4 separate regions of the Mus musculus genome follow, and regions 2, 3 and 4 are each linked to region 1. The links are chromatin loops, found by intact Hi-C in ENCODE. Cell type or tissue: heart. All regions are shown on one strand. Each heading gives the region's core, and the rest is flanking DNA. Links, peaks and the distances in the headings are about the cores only.

Region 1 (2,500 bases), core at 1-2,500:
AAGAATAGTAAAGGCAGTGCTTTCTGAATTCACACTCAGCCAGTGGCCAGCTTCCTTCTAAGGGGTGAGCAAGAGGACTCTCATTTAATCCAGCGGACAACCTTGTGAAAAAGGAGTTGCAGCCAGGTGTTTTTACTGCCATCTCACAGAGGGAAGGCCTGTTGTTTTCAGAGGCAAGGGATTTCTCCCTGTTCCGTGGTTGAATTTAGGAGTTATCGAGTAGACCGGTTCCCACATCTGGATGTGGGCACCGTGGACTGTTGAGTGGCCATGAAAGGGCATCCCAGCTTTCCTCCCCTATAAATCAAAGAAATTGTGTTTGGCGAGTTCGGAGGACCCTGTTTGGCAGCGTTCCAAATCAATCTTGATGGTTCACGCTAGCTGCTAATATACAATGGATGGGCGAAGAGGGCAAAATGGGGCAGGGAGGGAGCCTCTTAAGCACCCAGCATTTTCCTGACTGGAGCAGATGCTGAAGTCTCCAGATGTGGTGCGTTCTGCCTAGAAACCTAGTCATGGGGCCAGCCTTGGTTACCCCCACCCCCACCCCAAAGCCCTCCGCATTCTCTGTGAGCTGTTTGGCCACCGGGTGCATAGGTAAGCTAAGAGAATTCCAAGCCTTGTAACCAGACCTGCTCTTCCTGGTTTCCCTGAGTCACAATGACTGATACTTCCAGGAATTTTACAACGGTCCAGAAACATTTGTTCTTTCTTCAGAGTCCCGGAAGTGGGAGAGTTGGGTGTGTGGGAAGGGGACTAGAAGATTCCAGAAGTTTTAGAAAATGACCACAAATTTGATGGCATCTTAATGTTAAAGGAGACTCAGTAGCTAGGTGCTCAAATATTGCAAATAATACTGTGTGGACAGTTCTAGACATCTGAAGCTCTGTGTGAAACGGAAACCAGTGGTTATCACATTTCGACATAGCATGCTAACAATGGTGTGTTTACTCTCTTACGTGTTCTCAGCTCGGACCGTCTAGTATGAGAAATCACCTTCGCCAGGTGTCCCACGATTTGATTCTTAGTTCCCTCTTCTCATAGTCTGAGTAGGCACATCATATCTGAATGATTTAATCCAGCACACTTCACCACAAAGGCCCCCCCCCCCTTCTGCTGATTATCTATTTAGACGTGTTGCAATGCCCTTTTCCCTGTATCTATGTCTCTGCCCAGGGGCGGAGATAACACTGAAATGAAAAAATAAACAATGAGAAAGAAAGAAGAGGAACACCGAGGAGCTTTCGCCTTATACTCTCCCCAAAGCGGGGGCAAAAAACAGACCCACCTCTTGTAGGAGATGAGGGGTGTACGCAGGAGAAAAGAGCAGTTTAGATGGACTGAGGGGAGGTGGGTGGGGCTGACGCTTGAGACTGTCCGCTCCCGGTCTGGTCGCTCCGTTCCAGAAGGCAGCCTGCTGGAGGCACCTCTAGCTTTTCGTATGCAAATGAAGAGGTTTCCCCCATCTGGGCGGGGCTGAGCTCCTGGCCGCAGGGATTCGCCTCCTAGGAGATTCAAGCTTCAGATGCGAAGTGCGGTGGGAAAGCTGCTAAACTCCAGCCAGTCCCGGAGGATGGGCCAGACTCCCACGCACTGGAGACCCACGCCTTGAGAGCTGGGGAGCGTGAGCCCGCATCTGTGCGGGAGAAGCCGGCGAATCTGGAGGAGCCAGATCCACCTCTAGCGCCTGGGCTTTCAGAACTGTGGTCACTTCTCAGTCTCCAGTGATAATTCTTCCCGCCTGGAACCCTAAATAATGAGCCTACGCGGGAAAGTTTTCGCTGTCTCTGCGCTCAGCGTGGTGATTTTTGTGGTTTTTTATCACAGCCAGCTAAGCCTGCCCAACCTCTACCAGCAGCTCAACAGCTCCAGCGAAAGGACGTCTGTCACCATCTGTGATTACGGCTTGCAAAATCATACGTTCTTCACGACGGGGGACACATCACCACATCCTTTAGAAAGACTCTCCTGTCCTCAATACCGGATCCAGAGCCACTATATTACCAGTCCCCTTTCGGAAGAAGAGGCTGCCTTTCCCCTGGCTTACATCATGGTGATCCACAAAGACTTCGATACCTTTGAAAGGCTCTTCAGGGCCATTTACATGCCCCAGAACGTCTACTGTGTGCATGTGGATAGTAAGGCGACAGACACCTTCAAAGAAGCGGTGCGGCAGTTACTAAGCTGTTTCCCCAATGCCTTCCTGGCCTCTAAGGTGGAGCAGGTGGTCTATGGTGGCTTCTCTCGGCTCCAGGCTGATCTGAACTGCATGAAAGATCTGGTGGCCTCCAAGGTCCCCTGGAAATATGTCCTCAACACCTGCGGGCAGGACTTCCCTTTGAAAACCAACAAGGAAATAATTAACCATCTGAAAAGATTTAAGGGGAAAAACATCACTCCGGGAGTGCTGCCCCCTGCGTACATAGTTGTACGGACTAAATATGTACACCAGGAACGCAAAGGCAAAGACGGATATTTTATGCATAAAACAAATATTTTG
Region 2 (3,077 bases), core at 246-2,745, 63 kb before region 1:
CACACACCATGAGAGTGTGCATGCCCACGTACACGTGTGCACACACACACAATTTTTTTTTTAAAGAAAGGAAGCAACCCAGGACCCTGTAGAGTTACAAGTGTGTGAGGACTTTCCTTGTTATTTTAAAGATCAAGTAAGCAAATTAACATGTCCTTCCTTCCTTCCTTCCTTTCTTCCTTTTTTCCTTCCTTTCTTTCTTTCCTTCTTTCTTTCTTTCTTTCTTTCTTTCTTTCTTTCTCTTTTTTTTTCTTTTCATTTACTTCGGAGAAAAACTCTCATTATGTAGCTCATAGCAGCCTCAGACACTTACTTAATCCTCCAGTGTCTGTCTCCCAAGGGCTGAGATGACCCCTGTGCCTTTGTTGAAACTTAGTCGACCCTCTTTCCTCAATTGATAACACCTTAGCCAAACAGAGAACAAAGCACCAACTGGCTCATTGCAGACTGGTCTGTAAGACACAGGGAGACTGGCGTTCCTGGGCTTGGCTACCCTGCAGCAGGATGGACCTTGTTTCTTTGACCTCTAATCTACAGGGAGGTGATACTCCTTGGCACTCTTCTTAATGCAGGCTCAACCTAATATAGAACTCTACCCACAGAAGCTGTGGTTTTTGTTTCCTTAACTTCAAAATCAGATTGTGAAATTGATCAGGAATAGACCCCATACTAATACCAGTGTCTAAGATATACCCAACATGTAAAAATATATCCACCCTTACAAAATACGTGTGATGGCTAGTCTTGGTTCTCAACTTGAAATATCTAGAACAGAGAAACCTCAGTTAAAGAACTGGGTGTCTCAGACTGGCTGGTGGGCATGTCTGGGAGCAGTTTCTTGATTGGTAATGATGTAGGACGATCCAAAATACTGTGGGTAGTACTATTCCTAGGCAAGTGGGCCTGAGCTGTACAGGAAATATTGCTAAACAGGAGCCCAGGAGCAAGGCACTAATGATTATTCCCCCATATTCTGTACGTCATTTCCGGTCTCCAGGTTCCTACTGGAGTTCCTGTCTCTTTTTTACTTCATGATGGACTGTAAACTAAGATGAAATAAACGCTCTCCTCCCCAAGTTGCTTTTTGATCATGACTTTTATAAACAACAACAGAAAACAAACTACAACAGCATCCAACCTAAAACTATAAATACACTCGAACCTGTTGATTTTCTGCAACAAAGCGGGGCTGTCAAAACTCCTGTGGTCTGGGGCTCACCTCCTCGCTAAGCACTTAGCCCACAAAGCCTGCGATGGCCGGACACATCAACACAGAAGGGCTCCGGATCTTTCAGCCCCAGCTCCAACCTTGTTCCACCTCAGTTACCTATCTTGTCTGAACTTGACAAGACCCGCTTCATTTCTCCTTCCCTACTGCCCTGTTTCCCGCCATTTTAAATTAAACCCTAGAACCTGATCATTTTCTACCCATCATTCTTCCCGGTGACTTCTCTTCAAGGTCTAAAATTAGCTTGGACACCACGGAGCAGCCATGAGCAGGGTGTGATAGCTGCCTTGCCGCCAGTCTTCCAGTAGCCCCAGGATCGAAAGGGAAAAAAAATTCCTTAAGACTCATGGGTGACTAGCTACGAAAGGAAACCCACATCCAGAGGCTGTTTAGGGGAGTCCTCACCAGACCGAGATAGAGGGGTTGGGAGGAACCTGTCTTCTCAAATTACACCCCGCGGGAGCTAAGAACAGGAGAACACGTGACTCTTAGAGGCTCCGAGCTTGGGAAGAGCCTCCTCCCTTCACCCAATCCAGGGAACTTTTTAACCAGGCTCCCTGGCTATTTTAAACCCCTGGTGCTTCAGGCTGTTTCCTGTGACTGCAAACATTCGGGAGAGTGAGACAGGGCTCCGAATTCAACAATAGTAAAAAATTAAAACTGTAAGGGTTTTTTTTTTTTTTTGGGGGGGGGGGGGGTTGGTGGTGGTAGGTTTTTTTTTGTTTTTTTTTTTTTTAAGGCAGGGGGATGGAGAGCAGGAAATGAACGCAGGAAGATGCCTGTGAACTTCATATTTAAAAAATGAGTTTGATGCAGGCTTTTACCAGGCATTCCTAGATTCAAAAAGTTCCACCAGCTTATTTGGTTTCTAATTTGGGCCCAGAGGTGATGTCATGATAAAATGAGTTGTGGGAAATCCACATTTCATGGTGGTACAGGTGAGACTGAAGTAGTCCCTTTTCACAGGCACTGGCGTAAATTCAGTCCTCAGGAGCGTTAACTTGATGTAACAGAAACTGGTTAAAGTCCTTCAGGGAGAGTATGCCCTAAGGTAGCAGCGATATGTTCCATTGACCTCTGAAACAAATACATGCTCTGAGAATTATTGAATAACCAGCAGATCTATCCTGGTTCCTGATTTTTTTTTTTTTTTTTAATCTGGTCACCTCCTGGATTTGGAACGCTGGGCATCAACTTTGAGCTAATGGCCAACCTGGGTTGAGCTTTCTCTTTCCCCCTTGGGTCGCTCATCGCCCTCCTATTGGGCAAACATAGAATTCAGGATATAGAATGGTTACCTCTGGGGCAGTGAAGAGGCTCCAGAAAGAAAGAGCCTTCAGAGATGGCAAAGAGCACTTGCTATGCTCACAGAGGACTAGGGTTCAGTTGCTTCCACCCACAGGGTAGTTCACAGCGATTTGTAACTCCAGTTTCAGGGAATCCAACAGCCTCTTGTGACGATCTCCAGCCCCAGGAGTGCTCATGGTACACATACATAAATGCGGGTAAGATACTTCTGCACACTAAGTAGAAATAAATCATATATAATAATGCTCATTTTTTTATTATTTATGGGTGGTGTGTGTATTGTGTGTGTGTGTACACATGTATATTGTATGTACTTCTATGTGTATATGGAGGTCAAAGGACAATCTATGGGTAACTTCTCTCCTTCTCTCATGTGGGTCCCAGGAACGGAACTCAGGTGTTGTTGACACATGCCTTTCCTGTTGAGCCATCTTCTCCCCAGACCCATACTTATTCTTCTTAAAACGACTAGTGTTACCCAAAACAATACTGTAAATAACCACAGGCATTTCTAGAAGGATCCTTGTGGCATTTCAGGTGA
Region 3 (3,077 bases), core at 278-2,777, 61 kb after region 1:
GTAGGCGTCTGAGGGCCAGTAGCCTCCAGCTGTAACCCTCTGGGAGCAGGAAGCTGCAGTGACTAGTTTTTACACACACTGGTCAAACCTTGGTAAACAGCCGCACTTGCACACACTGTCAACATTTTCATTCAGAGCAGAGGAGGCCTTGGCCAATGCTGAGCCTGAGCCATATGGGGAAGGCTTTGCCATTCTGTGACTGAACACAGAAGTGCTCTGGTATGGTCTTCCTTTGGGTCCTTAGCACTAGCAAACATGGAGATACACGAAAATTTCCTTTTCTTATCCTGGTGTCTGAAGTTGAACTCATGGCCTTGTATATGCCAAGCACAAGCTACACTACCCGGTTGCAACCCTAGCCAGAGGATTTAGATGTAAAATTTCCCTTCTTCTATGCCTTTCTTTCCTACAAAGTCCATTGACTAGTCTTTGTTGAAGCCAGAAACTTGTGGGGCAATGGTCTATGCACAGACAGCCTGGTCTCCAGTCTAGCTTAGGTCTTAAACCCCAGTGGGACCTGGTAGGTGGTAATTTCCACCTACAATGGGATGGAATGGTTATGTCTCAAAGCTGGATAGAGACAACTAGACACTCTCTAACACATATCTAGAACTCAAGAAATTGTTTCTTCTCCTTTTTAAGTGACTTCCCAAAAGGAGTACATCTAACTAGGCTAACTTAATCACTTTAGATATAATCAGATTGTTTATGAAGTTGGTTAAATAAAAAGTAAACTGTGAGAAATTTCCTAGCTTTCTTATACTAATTATCAAGAAACAGAATGGAACCGGGTGTGATGGCTCACGCCTTTAATCCCAGCACTTGGGAGGCAGAGGCAGACAGATTTCTGAGTTCGAGGTCAGCCTGGTCTACAAAGTGAGTTCCAGGACAGTCAGGGCTACACAGAGAAACCCTGTCTCGAAAAACAAAAAACAAACAAACAAAAAAAGAAACAGAATGGGGAAAGATCAAAAATTGCACAATTGCTGTCCAGAGACACCTCAGGAAGGAAGAGATGATAGAGCGGAACCCACCGCCTTCTATGCTTTTTGTAGAGATGGAGGGTTCTTGTTAAGACTATTGTCAATCAGCTGACTGGGTTCGGTTTGCTGTACCCAACTGGAAACTGTGGGCCAGCAAGGAGAAGAGGTCCAAGTGGTGGTATGTGTACAATTTTTGGGTCCTTTGGCCTTTGGAAGCAGTGAGGTTAGCAGAAGGTAGGGGAAGGGACGCAACTGCAGGTAGCGCCCTCTAGTGTTGCAATTCTCGCATTGGCCGCAGGTTAAGAGGAAGCCAGGGAAGAAAGACAAAGCGGCCAATTGGAGAGTCATTGCTGCCCAGCCCACCATATATATGGAAATGAGCATTGGGAGGGATGTTTACAAGAAAATCTAAGTTATTGTGACGTTTGTAGGAATTTAAAGAGATTCTTAACAGTGAGTAATGCTGACACCTACCCATTGCCCAGGGAGAGGTGGGTCCCTCCATCTCAGCCCACCTGGGCATCTTTTGCAAACATTCAACCGCATACTATGTGACTGTCGGCCAGAGACATTTCTTGTTCTCTGACAGGTCCCATGGTGTTCAACATGATTCTGGGACTTGTGGTAAATGCAAATTCTGGAGCTTTTCTAAGAGTCAGAACCCCTGGAGTGGAGAGATGAGGAAAGTTCCTCTAGCTGTGTGGGGGTGGTTCTGATGTAGCCTCACCTTCCCTAATCCCTATTAGAAATTTAGCTAATTAATCTATCTTTAGAAATGTAGACCAGTAGTTTGTATGCAATCTTTTTTTTTTTTTTTTTTTTTTTTTTTTTTGGTTTTTCGAGACAGGGTTTCTCTGCGTAGTCTTGGCTGTCCTGGAACTCACTCTGTAGACCAGGCTGGCCTCGAACTCAGAAATCCACCTGCCTCTGCCTCCCAAGTGCTGGGATTAAAGGTGTGTGCCACCATGCCCGGCTTTGTATGCAATCTTATTATGAATATGAAATGACTTGGGTCTAGTAGCATAGGCTTGTAATCCCTGGTGTTTGGAAGGCTGAGGCAGGAGGATTGGTACAGTGAGACCAAGAGTAGACTGACTGGTCAACTGAATAAGACCCTGTTCCCAAACTCTTTTTAAAAAATCTTCAAAAGGGCTTGGGATACGTCTCAGTGGTAAAGTGCTTTTTCCATTGTACACGGGCCATCAGTACAATCTTTAGAACTCAAAAAAAAAAAAAGGGAAATAGAATAAAGGCCAGCCCTGACAATGCTTTAGATCTGCAGTTTCCACACTGTAGAGTCAGCCAGCTACACAGACAGGAAACATTCAAGAAAAAAAATTTTTTTTTTGTCTGGATTGATCATGTGCAGACTTCTGGTCATTGTTCCCCGAGCCAGACAGGGTGGCGACTATTTACACTGCATTCTAAGTGACTTCAAAATGATTAAAGTGTACAGGTAACAGTACTTGTAAGTGGAAACAGAAAGATGCCCAGCTAGAGGCTAGCTTGGACTATAGAGCAAGCCCCTGTCTCCACACTGAAGAGGATATACAGGTGAATACTAGAACTGCTCTATCTTAGTGCACAGATGGGTCTACTTGCTCTGAGCTTTTCAGAGAGCAGTGTGTGAACAAATCTGCACTTTCTCCTTCCTCTGTGCCAGCCCAAGAACTCATTCTTTGCTAGCAGCGTTTTCCACAGCGTGGTAGGTCGGGAGCCTGGGCCTAAGATGTTTTTACGGGTGTATCAGTGGTTTTTTTTGTTTGTTTGTTTGTTTTTGTTGCAGTGAGTAAATACCAGACAAGAGGTCATTTAAAGGGGGAAGGGCTTAGTGTGGCTTAGTGTTTGACAAGAGAGTCAAGGTAGGCAAGGTATGTAGCAGGATCAGGAGGCAGCTGGTCCCGCTGGCTCTTCAGTCAGGAAACTATCTGCTAACCTCAAGCCAACTCACTCCCAGGGATCCATTCTTCTAACAATGATTGACTTCCTAAAGGTTCCAGAACGTTCTGAAATAGTGCCACCAACTGGACTGGGATCAAATGTTCAAGCAAATGAGCTGGCCAGGGGACATTTAACATTCAAAGTGCAACCTAA
Region 4 (3,077 bases), core at 342-2,841, 74 kb before region 1:
GTTCCAGTGGCTGCTCTCAGAAGTTCCTCTATGCGCCCAGACAGTATTGTCTTTCCCTATAAAATATTGTGACAGAGAAGACACCCCCAAGTCTGTTCTTATTTCTGTCCGTGGGATGGACTTTTGGATAACATTCGGCTTCTCTGAACAATGGGAGAGTGAACATTTCAACATTGGTGTTCAAATAGCATGAAAACAAGGTCATTTTTATTCGAGCGTGTCTAGGACACTGAGGTGTGGGTGTATGTTATATTTGTTTGTTTGTTTGTTTGTTTGTTTTCTCCCTTCTTCCTTTCTGCAGTGTGGGAGCTGGAATCCAGAGCCTTGACTTGCTAGGCAAGAACACAGCCCCTGAGCTATGTGCCTAGCCAAGGCTTTTGCTGCATCTCCACAGGAAATAGCCTGACTGATGGTCCCTGACCCCGAGGGAACCATCTGTCCATCATTTTCTCTCCTGGATGCTCAGCCCTCCCTGCCAGTACTTGGCAAAGACTCCCCACTGGCAGCCAAACTTGGGATCTGGCTTGCTTTTCTTTCTCCTGTGTTTTCTTTTTCTTTCTTTCTTTCTTTCTTTTTGTTTGTTTGTTAGTTTGTTTATCAAGACAGTGTTTCTCTATATAGGCTTGGTTATTCTAGAACTTGCTCCAGGCTGGCCTTGAACTCATGGAGATCTACCAGCCTATGCCAGTTTCTTCTTTTTCTCCTCTTCTACTTCTTTCCTTTCCTTCTTCTTCTTCTCCTCGTCCTCCTTCTATTTATTTATTCATTCATTTATTTATTTATTCATTCATTCATTCATTCATTCATTCATTTGTTTATTTAATGTATATGAGTACATTATAACTATCTTCAGACACACCAGAAGAGGGCATCAGATCCCACTACAGATGGTTGTGAGCCACCATGACCTCTGGAAGAGCAGTCAGTGCTCTTAACTGTTGAGCCATCTCTCCAGCCCTCTTTCTTCTTCTCCTCTTCTTCCTCCTCCTTTTCCTCCTCCTTCTTTTTCTTCTTCTGGTACGTGTTGCCCTTCTTAGATAATAACTTAGTTAACCACCACTTGCCTTATGAAAGCGCTCAGGCAGCATTTTGGATAGCTTTGCTGGAGGGCAGAGCTGACTACACCAGTCAGGTGGGGGATTGGACACCCCAAAAGGTCACATGGAGACACTTCTTTTAAGTCTTCCAAAGCTTGCTCTCTTCCCACTGCTCACAGTGATTGGGAATAAAATGCTAAGACAATATGTGTTAGGGTCCAGGAGTCTTCCTACAAACCAAACAAACACCCATCACAGTCAGGGATGGGTTATTGAACACACAACCTAAGACTGACCCATCAGAATTCGGGGGCTGGCTGGGCAGTAGTGGAGCACGCCTTTAATCCCAGCACTTGGGAGGCAGAGGCAAGCAGATCTCTGAGTTCGAGGCCAGCCTGATCTACAGAGTGAGTGCCAGGACAGCCAGGGCTATAAAGAGAAACCCTGTCTCAAAAACGCACACACACATACACACACACACACACACACACACACACACACACACACACAAACAAAAAACAAAACAAAAAACAAAAAAAAAAAGAGGAAAGAAGGATTGGGGCTCAGCCATAGAATGTTTGTGTAGCACATGAAAGCCTTGGGCTCTAAATCTGTATTGCAAAGGAACACACTGAGCTATTCTGTATATGGCCACTAGAGGGCAGCACGACATCATGACAAGTTCTGGGTCACATGGGGGTTGGGGGGCGGTCCACCAGGATATTTGAGTTCTATTATTTTTCCAACCAATTAAAAGTATTAAATCATTCTAAGGTTTAAAAGCTGTGTAAAAATATTCATCAATCCAGGCTGGGCCCCCAGCCTTAATTGTTGCCCCTAGTTGTCTTAGTTAGGGTTTCTATTGCTGGGATTGCTGTGAGGTAGTCGGCAGAAAAACTTGCTCAGACCCAGTTCAGCCAATAAAAAGTCTTAGCGGCCTGTGACTACACTGAGTGTTTGGGATCCCAGTGTGGCAGTGAGCTCTCTCGGGGTGAGCTTTTAAGCACAAATACCATATTCTGGGTTCCCATATTTCAATTAACAAGAATAATTAGCCAGAAGTGGAAGTGCAGAAGCTAAAAGACAAAGTTGGTACATTTTGAGATGAGTGGCCATATCCCAGAAGTATATGGACATTGATAGATTAGGCCAATGGTTTTGTTTGGCAGGTAAGGCTGTGTATGCGCTGCGTTTACAGCCTAAATGATACTTCCATCATGGAGTCAGTTGTGCTAAGTCCTGGGCCCTGTTACATGATGACCAAAAAGAACTTGGGTTGGGAAGCGTTTATTTCAGCTTACACCTCTCAGGTCACAGTCTGTCACTGAGGGAAGTTAGAATAGGAACTCAAAGCAGGAACCTAAAGGCTAACTTCCCTCAGTGTTCCTCCCGGCTTCCTCATTCTACTCTGACCACCTATCTACCCAGAGTAGGTGCTCACCCACAGTGAGCTAGGCACCCCTACAGTAGTCATTAACCAAGAAGATGTACCACAGGCCAATCTTGGAGGGGCATTTCCCCCAACTGTAGTTTTCTCTCAAATGAGTCTAGATATGTCAAGACGACAAGCAAAAAGAACTAACCAGGACATCTGATATAGAGTAAGAGAGAGGCTCAGCCTAACTCACCCCTTTGTGTCTCCCATAAGCAAGATGCTAAAAACACAGTGATCAACAGACAGATTCAGTGTTCCGGGAGCTTATTAAAGCAAACACAGAGTTATAGCGAAGACGGGATCCCATTAGGTGGAAGGGCTTCCAGCCTAGACTTGGGGACGCAGGAAAGAGTCATCAGGGATCCCGTGTCACTCCAGGATCTACAAAGTAAGAAGGACCTCTTTAAGACAGAGGAGGGAGTATTTCAGCTTGGAGGCCTGTGGAATCAGATAAGTCGAATTTCCTTGCTGGGAGAGGTGGTATGTCTTCATAGTCCCCTCTACCATGGTGGATAAATGAGAAGGTCCAGGAGTTTTAAGCCAGCCTGACCAGTACAATGAGATACCATCCCAAAAAGCAAGGAAAGTCTAGTATGGCATATTTC

What was found. Peaks named below come from ENCODE experiments on the same cell type or tissue, not always from the same donor. Only the 100,000 strongest peaks of a DNase experiment are listed, where the experiment ranks them.
Region 2: a loop joins it to region 1, with 2.8 times the contacts of the local background. A loop is called at or near these places in 12 of 42 quality-filtered maps.
Region 3: it touches region 1 in a loop (4-fold over the local background); 7 of 42 quality-filtered maps call a loop at or near these places.
Region 4: it touches region 1 in a loop (2.7-fold over the local background); 9 of 42 quality-filtered maps call a loop at or near these places.

Annotation. Positions count from the first base shown.
Region 1 is chr13:40,916,127-40,918,626 of GRCm38, forward strand. All of the region lies in intron 1 of Gcnt2 (glucosaminyl (N-acetyl) transferase 2, I-branching enzyme), which reads left to right. It overlaps Gm31683 (a long non-coding RNA gene), which reads right to left and starts at 1,643. Exons shown (of 3, transcript XR_382246.4): 1 at 1,289-1,643. In heart, for the core only: a CTCF peak has its summit at 1,444; a DNase peak (open chromatin) is centred at 1,475; H3K4me3 peaks cover 2,082 bases; H3K27ac peaks cover 675 bases; H3K27me3 peaks cover 291 bases.
Region 2 is chr13:40,853,091-40,856,167 of GRCm38, forward strand. No RefSeq gene overlaps it. Among named protein-coding and RNA genes, the nearest start is that of Mir5124a, 11 kb to the right of the region's middle. In heart, for the core only: no CTCF peak of the experiment used is centred there; a DNase peak (open chromatin) is centred at 1,691; H3K4me3 peaks cover 1,284 bases; H3K27ac peaks cover 1,545 bases.
Region 3 is chr13:40,976,559-40,979,635 of GRCm38, forward strand. All of the region lies in intron 1 of A730081D07Rik (RIKEN cDNA A730081D07 gene), which reads right to left. Among named protein-coding and RNA genes, the nearest start is that of Pak1ip1, 23 kb to the right of the region's middle. In heart, for the core only: a CTCF peak has its summit at 1,258 (motif pointing left); no DNase peak of the experiment used is centred there.
Region 4 is chr13:40,841,924-40,845,000 of GRCm38, forward strand. No RefSeq gene overlaps it. Among named protein-coding and RNA genes, the nearest start is that of Mir5124a, 22 kb to the right of the region's middle. In heart, for the core only: a CTCF peak has its summit at 1,688 (motif pointing right); a DNase peak (open chromatin) is centred at 1,728.